2 separate regions of the Homo sapiens genome follow, and region 1 is linked to region 2. The links are chromatin contacts, found by Hi-C or POLR2A ChIA-PET in ENCODE. All regions are on one chromosome and are shown on one strand. The core of a region is the stretch at or near the end of the contact, and the rest is flanking DNA. Distances in the headings are between cores, read along the strand shown.

Region 1 (3,367 bases), core at 663-3,162, 57 kb after region 2:
TTCTTCTACCGGTCCACAGTGAGACTTTAATATCCAGGGTGTGTGTATGAGTGAGTGAGTGTGTGTGTGTGTGTGTATGTTCTGTGTGTCTTTGTGTTGTGTGTGAGTGTATGTGTGAGAACATGTTGTATGTGTGTGTTGTGTGTGTATGTGTATATTTTGTGAATGTGTGTATGTATGTGTGTGTGTGTGAGAGTATACTGCAAGTGTGTGTATATGTGTGTGAGTGTGAATGCGAGAGTATATTGTGTTTAAGTGCGTGTTTGTGTGCACGTTGCATATGTGTGTGAGTGTGCTTGTGTGAGCATTGTGTATATGTGTGAGAATGTGTGTGAGACAGTGTTGCAAGTGTGTGAGTGAGTGTGTTGTGTAACTCACCAGATGACCCTAATGTGCAAACAGGGTTGAGATCCAGAGCTGTGTCTGAGTGTTGTCTGTGTCCTCCCTGGAGAACATCCTTCGTTTTCTGGTTCGGAGTGTATATTGATTGGCATAATAACCACTACTCATCAGTAAACCTGTGTAAAGACCCATAAGACCTGCTAGCTGGGAAAATGGTAGATTTTTCACTTCTTCACTTCTACATTTCTACCTTGTGGTTTCATGGACTATGTCATAAATTTATTAATATTAATTATGAACACTTATGAAGGTGTTTTGATACCTGCTGTGACGAGGCTGCATTGTTTTTCTTATCATTTTAATGTTATTTATTTATTTATTTATTTTGAGACAGAGTCTCCCTCTGTTGCCCAGGCTGGAGTGCAGTGGTGCGATCTCGGCTCACTGCAACCTCCGCCTCCCGGGTTCATGCCATTCTCCTGCCTCAGCCTCCTGAGTAGCTGGGACTACAGGCACCTGCCACCACGCCCTGCTAATTTTTTTTTTTTTTTTGTATTTTTAGTAGAAATGGGGTTTCACTGTGTTGGCCAGGATGGTCTTGATCTCCTGACCTCGTTATCTGCCCGCCTCGGCCTCCCAAAGTGCTGGGATTACAGGCGTGAGCCAACGTGCCCGGCCCATTTTAATGTTTTTTAATCCAGATAGGCAGCATGCTAAATAAATAGTAAATTTCTAAGTACAATAGAAAAAATTGCTCATGAAATGTGCCAGTATTAACATTTATTTCTTCCATTACATTACTTTGAAAATTTTGTAGATTCAAGAGAATGTTGAAGTGGTGGTTACTTTTGTTTTCCACATTGATTCTCTTCACTGAGAATGTTGAAATAATAATGATTGTGAAGTGAAATTTCTTTTTATTAATGCAATTAAAAATTTGCTCCCCCTTGCATATGCCATTTGAAACAAATTCCACACATATTACAGTTTTACAGCAGTGCTGAATGGTGGAACTGCTGTGATGATGGAAATGTTCTGGGCTTCTGCTGTTTCAGTAGCCACTGGAAATGTGGTTCTGGATTGACTGAGCAACTGAATTCTTAATTGTATTTAATTTTAATTAACTTACTAGCCACATGTGGCTAGTGCCCGCCCCAGTGGGCAGAGCACGTGCAGAGGCTGGTTCTGTTCGGCTTGAGAGGAGCTTGGGTGGGGCCCCTGCAGCAGAGTGACAGCTGCCCCAGGGGATGTCAGGGACATCACCATTGCATATACCCTGGTAGGTGGGTTGTCTTCTGAAATCCTGTGCCTTGCTACTGTTACTCGTAGAGGCTTGGACAAGAATCAGTGATCCCAAGAAAGGATGTAGGATGTGGCTTTGTGGGGTATGACGTAGCTCAGATTGAAGACTTGTGGCCCCGGTACCAGGCGACGCCCCCCCTCTGTCTTCCGGGTCTCCCCCACGTTCTCCGCTGTCTGACCCTGATGTGCCCAGCACCTTTCTCAGGTGTTTTCAGCCTCTCCCTTGCTCCTGGCTCCTCCCAGGGGGAGGTAACCATTGCCACATCAGTGCCCCTGTGCCCTCCCCTGCATGCCCTGCTCCCAGCCATGCATGTCGCCTCCATTTCCTCTCTGCCTGCAGTGCCCGTGGCTCCCCTCCATGACCTCAATGCTGACTATTCTTTTGAGGAAATCCTTCTTTAACACACAAATCAGCTGGCGTCACTTCTGCTTAAAAACCAGCAGTGGCTTCCCCTAGAAAACAGCCTCCTGGGTGTGCTTCCGGGGTCTCCGGGATCAATTCCCCCATGCCCTCCCCCTCCACACCCAGCATCAGCTGGTTTTCCAGCCCAGCCCCGAGCCCCCACGGGAAATGGCCCGAGCTGGTGCAGCCTCAGCTTTCAGGCCTCGGCGGCTGCTCTCATGCCTTCCTGAGCAGTTCTGCCAGGCTTCATCCCAGGCTCACTCTTTCCTCATGTCTTGGCCGAGAAGACCCTTCTTTAGGTGTCCTTCCCATGTGCTCCCCGCTCACCCCAGCTCTCTGTCTGCTCCTGTCTGTGTCCCTGTTGAATCCGTATAGCTGCACAGAGCCTGGCCGGACACCCGGTGTACTGTCAGCACCCACGACTGTGGTAAACGAGCAACTTGAACAAGTTCATCATGTAACCCAAACCCTGGGGGGTTTCTGTTCACAGACACTTCTTCAAATCCTAAGTTTGACAAATTAATGAATTTTTCCAGAAAACTCAACTGCCTGGACTTCATCCCTCAACTTCTTTACTGATCGTTTACTCAATTCCATTGACTCCATTTTTATTCTTCATTTTACAAAAGCACGATCGTATTCTTTCTCTGGATGTTATTAGCCCACTTATTTAGGGCCCATGGTAGTTTAATCAGAGAAAATAGATGGCTGGGTTCGTTCTGAGAAAAGCAAAAATACAGAGAGGGATGTTTTTGTTAGGAGTGAATTTTTAAATTTACACCTAACATGATTAATGTAATCCTAATCTGTTACTACTTAATGCAATTAAAACTTTTTTGGACAATTATGTATTATAAATAGTAAAAGCAAAAATATATTTATTAATAATGGCTAGTTATAAAGTTTATTTCAGGTTGGGCTCAGTGGCTCATGCCTGTAATCCCAGCACTTTGAAAGGCCGAGGTGGGCAGATCATGAGGTCAGGAGTTGGAGACTAGCCTGGCCAACATGGTAAAGCCTGTCTCTACTAAAAATGCAAAAATTAGCTGGGTGTGGTGGCACGCACCTGTAATCTCAGCTGAGTAGGAGGCTGAGGCAGGGGAATTGCTTGATCCCAGGAGGCGGAGGTTGCAGTGAGCCGGTTGCAGTGAGCTGAGATCGTGCCACTGTTCTCCAGCCTGGGCAACAGAGCAAGACTCTGTCTTGGAGGGAAAAAAAAAAAAGTTCCTTTCAGCAAGCTTGTTTAAGAAGGCATAGCTTTTTAGTGGCTCTTGTATGTCTATTCATTTCCATCCTCTTTAATCACAGTGCAGTTATTTG
Region 2 (3,694 bases), core at 872-3,371:
CTCTGATATGCTTGCAGTAATTCTTTAACAGCTGTTTGCTATTTTATCCCTGAAAAAAAAAACCAGTATAACCTAATTAAAAGAATAAACTAATTGAGAATGTCTGAATCTGACTTTAAAATGGGCCATGATCTGAGAAAATGGAGGAAGTTTGAAAAGCTGCTTTTTTTCTCTTTTAAGTGGAAACAATATTCTCAATGATAAGAAACGGAGGGGTTAAAGGGGAAGTGCAGGCCCTGGGTCTGGGCCGCCTCGCTTCCTACCTATGTGGCGCTGCATGAGTGGCTGCCCATTCTCATCTCTACACATGGAGAATACCGACCACTTGAGGCCCAGGTGAGGCTCTAATGAGATCTTCTGCAAAAACACCTTGCAGAGAACACAGATTTGGTTCTCATGAAAGTAGGTTGTCTTCCTTCCTTTCACCCTGAACTTTAGTTTCCTTCTTGTTCTTTCACGGAATTGAGGCTCTGCTTTCAATGTAGAGCTGTTGGCTGGATCAATGGGAGAAAAGAAAGCGAATGAAAGCACTTAAGAATAAAAAATCATGTGCTTCTGTCAGATGGAGTCATTCCTCTTAGACCACAGCTGCCTGTGTAGTCTCACATCAAACTGGGGCTTTCTTTGGAGGGGAATCATTACCTAAGCCAAAGCTGTGTCCCAAGGGGCCTTTTGGAAGGTCTATAAGAACCAAGCACCACTTGGACAATTGCCGTGAAACCTCCATTTCTGCCAAGCTCGTTTACTGCGTTTTTGTGGACTTACGTGCAGCTTCTGTGAGCTTCAGTTTAATCAACTTGAAAATTGAGGGGGTTGCACTTTGCGCTCAGAAATTTTACGTGCATTTTTGCTTTCCTGATTTCTTGATCTCCTCTATTTTCTTAGCTTCAAAACTTTTCCATTTTCCTAGAGTCAGGATGTTCCTGGGTGAATCATGTGTCCCTCTACCATGGACTGGATGAATGGTTTTAAGGTAGACATAGGATTTCAAGATCCTCTAGGGTAGGTCTTCTCAATATGGGCTCTGTGGGTTCATTTGAAGGAAGTGCTCAGTCAGCTGGATGCTCTTGTGTTAGAATGTAAATATAAAAACATTGCACATATTAAATGGACTGATTTTAAAAAACTATCTGCCATGTTTGAATGTTCAATTATTTGCTGTCTTCTATCACTTTGAGCATTTGAGCTGGAGGTAATGATTTTAACTCATAAGACAGACACAGAATGACTTAGTTTGGGATTTCTCTTCTGTAGATAGAATGATCATGTAAAAGAGCAGTTCTCAAAGCTGTTAGCACTTTGTAACTTTGAAGGAGAGCCTCATAGGTCTCTGTTTCCTCATTTATACAAACAGGAAGTTGGACCAGATACCCACAGTGGAATTCTGTGGCTCTGGTTTTATTTTATGGAATGTGGTCTTGGAAACATGATACGGGTTTCACAAATGTGTATCAACATGGAAGGCAAGGTGCTACTGGTGATAAGAAAATGAATAAAAACAATAACTACCCTCTGAAAAATCCCTTGCTGTGTGCCAGACATTGTGCCAAGTCTGCCCGTACATTATCTCATTTGTTGCTAAGTGAACCTGTGAGGCAGGTGAGAATAACACCGATTAGTCTCACAGGGCATAAGTGACTTGGCGCGGGTCAGAGTGCTGGAGAGAAGGAGCTGGAGTCCCAGCCCAGGACCACATACACCTAAGCCTGTGTGTCACTCACTTTGTTAATGGTCTGGGGCCATAAAGAGCCGTTAGGATAATACAACATGTTGGCTGTGCTAGTGCCTGTGACAGGTGCCAGTGGAGGGTGCTTTTTTTTTTTGTTTTTTGAGACGGAGTCTTGCTCTGTTGCTAGGCTGGAGTGCAGTGGAATGATCTCCGCTCACTGCAACCTCCGCCTCCCGGGTTCAAGTGATTCTCCTGCCTCAGCCTCCCCAGTAGGTAGGACTAGGACTGCAGGCGTGCACCACCATGCCCAGCTAATTTTTTTTTTTTTTTTTTTTTTAAGTAGACATGGGGTTTCACCATGTTGGCCAGGATGGTCTTGGTCTCTTGACCTCGCAACCCGGCTGCCTTGGCCTCCTAAAGTGCTGAGATTACAGACATGAGCCACCGTGCCTGGCCGGAAGGTGCTCTTAAGTGGGCAGGATGGGTTGAAGAGGGCGGAGTCTGCAGAAGGAAAGCCCAGTGACCAGGGTTTTGGCAATATCATCTCCACATGGTAGTTACTGATAAGGGCCAGGGCCCTGCAGAAGCAATGTCAGGGGACTGACAGATACAGGAGAAACCCAGGACGTAGACCTGACAGGGCGTGGCAGCTGATGGGACAGAAGCAGGGAGCCCCCCAGGAGTGGGAGAGCACCTGCAGTCATCAGTTTTACAGCCTGGATGGCTCAGTGCTGTCACCAAGGGCTGAGAAGTCAACTCTGTGACAAATGTTTTACTTGAAATAATGTCTTCCTTCAGTTGACATGAAAGGAACATTGGTAGTGTTGCCAAAAGAAGGCATTTCTTTTTGTTTGTTTGTTTGTTTGAGACAGAGTCTTGCTCTGTCACCAGGCTGGAGTGCAGTGGCACGATATTGGCTCACTGCAACCTCCGCCTCCGGGGTTCAAGTGATTCTCTTGCCTCAGTCCCCCGACAGCTGGGACTACGGGCACCCGCCACCATGCCCGGCTAATTTTTGTATTTTTTAGGAGAGATGGAGTTTCACCATATTGTCCAGGCTGGTCTCGAACTCCTGATCTCAGGTGATCCACCCGCCTCGGCCTCCCAAAGTCCTGGAATTACAGGTGTGAGCCACAGCGCCTGGCCATAGAAGACATTGCTTTGTTTTTTATCACAAAGAATCTGTGGCTCTGGAAATTAACTTCCAGGATTCTTAGTGATTATGTAAATGGTACAAACTGGAAGTAACAAATGGAAGTTGATTGCTTGGTTTCAATTTATGTTAGGAAAGTTATTTTTACTTCTTGCATTCCAATTTCCTCATCTCCCCAGAAGCTACTCTGTTAAGCTTGCCACACCTGGGTGCCCACCAAGCTGGAAAAGCATTTAGATCCAGTGTTTTCAAAGGACTCTGTTCAAAAGCATTAGAAAGGAGCAGGTCAGTTGCTTTCTTCAGCTCATTGTTTAGTTTTGATGTAATTTGCCTGTGACATGAACTATAAAATGCAATTGGCTATTATCCCATCTTCCAGTGGCCATTTGTCAGTGAGTATTTCTGCCAGCAAACAGAACTCAGGTGCTCCATTTCCTTTGATCTAGGCATAAGACTGAGTGTGTAAAGCATTGCAGAGCAAGACCAGAGGGCATTTGTGGAGTTGTTAGGTTATCACAACAATACCTTTTTTCATGTTTGAAAGCTGAATTACTTTCCCAGGGCAGCCATAACAAAGTACTACAAACCCGTGGCTTAAAAAATAGGCAGTTACGGCCAGGCGTGGTGGCTCATGCCTGTAATCCCAGCACTTTGGGAGGCCGAGGCAGGTGGATCACGAGGTCAGGAGATCAAGACCATCCTGGCTAACATGGTGAAACCCCGTCTCTACTAAAAATACAAAAAATTAGCTGGGCGTGGTGGCGAGTGCCTGTAGTCCCAGCTACTCGGGAGGCTGAGGCAGGAGAATGGCGTGAACCCCAGAGGCGGAGCTTGCAGTGAGCCAAGATCGTGCCACTGCACTCCAGCCTGGG

What was found. A loop is a pair of places that touch in the nucleus more often than their neighbours do. ChIA-PET counts read pairs that join two places held with the same protein, here RNA polymerase II (POLR2A).
Region 1: a map of body of pancreas shows a loop between it and region 2 (1.8-fold over the local background). The contact joins two enhancer-like sites. A Hi-C loop is called at or near these places in 1 of 168 maps with a recorded cell type or tissue (body of pancreas). POLR2A ChIA-PET finds 5 or more read pairs at or near these places in 2 of 52 experiments (activated CD4-positive, alpha-beta T cell and activated naive CD4-positive, alpha-beta T cell).

The regions. Positions count from the first base shown.
Region 1 is chr13:98,278,115-98,281,481 of GRCh38, forward strand. All of the region lies in intron 2 of FARP1 (FERM, ARH/RhoGEF and pleckstrin domain protein 1), which reads left to right. Among named protein-coding and RNA genes, the nearest start is that of MIR3170, 71 kb to the left of the region's middle. RefSeq lists an enhancer at 1,955-2,004. Within about 2 kb of position 1,913, at least 3 of the 41 ENCODE cell types and tissues checked have a DNase peak (open chromatin) inside an H3K27ac peak, as active enhancers do.
Region 2 is chr13:98,220,811-98,224,504 of GRCh38, forward strand. The region is part of intron 2 of FARP1 (FERM, ARH/RhoGEF and pleckstrin domain protein 1); the gene reads left to right. Among named protein-coding and RNA genes, the nearest start is that of MIR3170, 14 kb to the left of the region's middle. Within about 2 kb of position 2,122, at least 7 of the 41 ENCODE cell types and tissues checked have a DNase peak (open chromatin) inside an H3K27ac peak, as active enhancers do.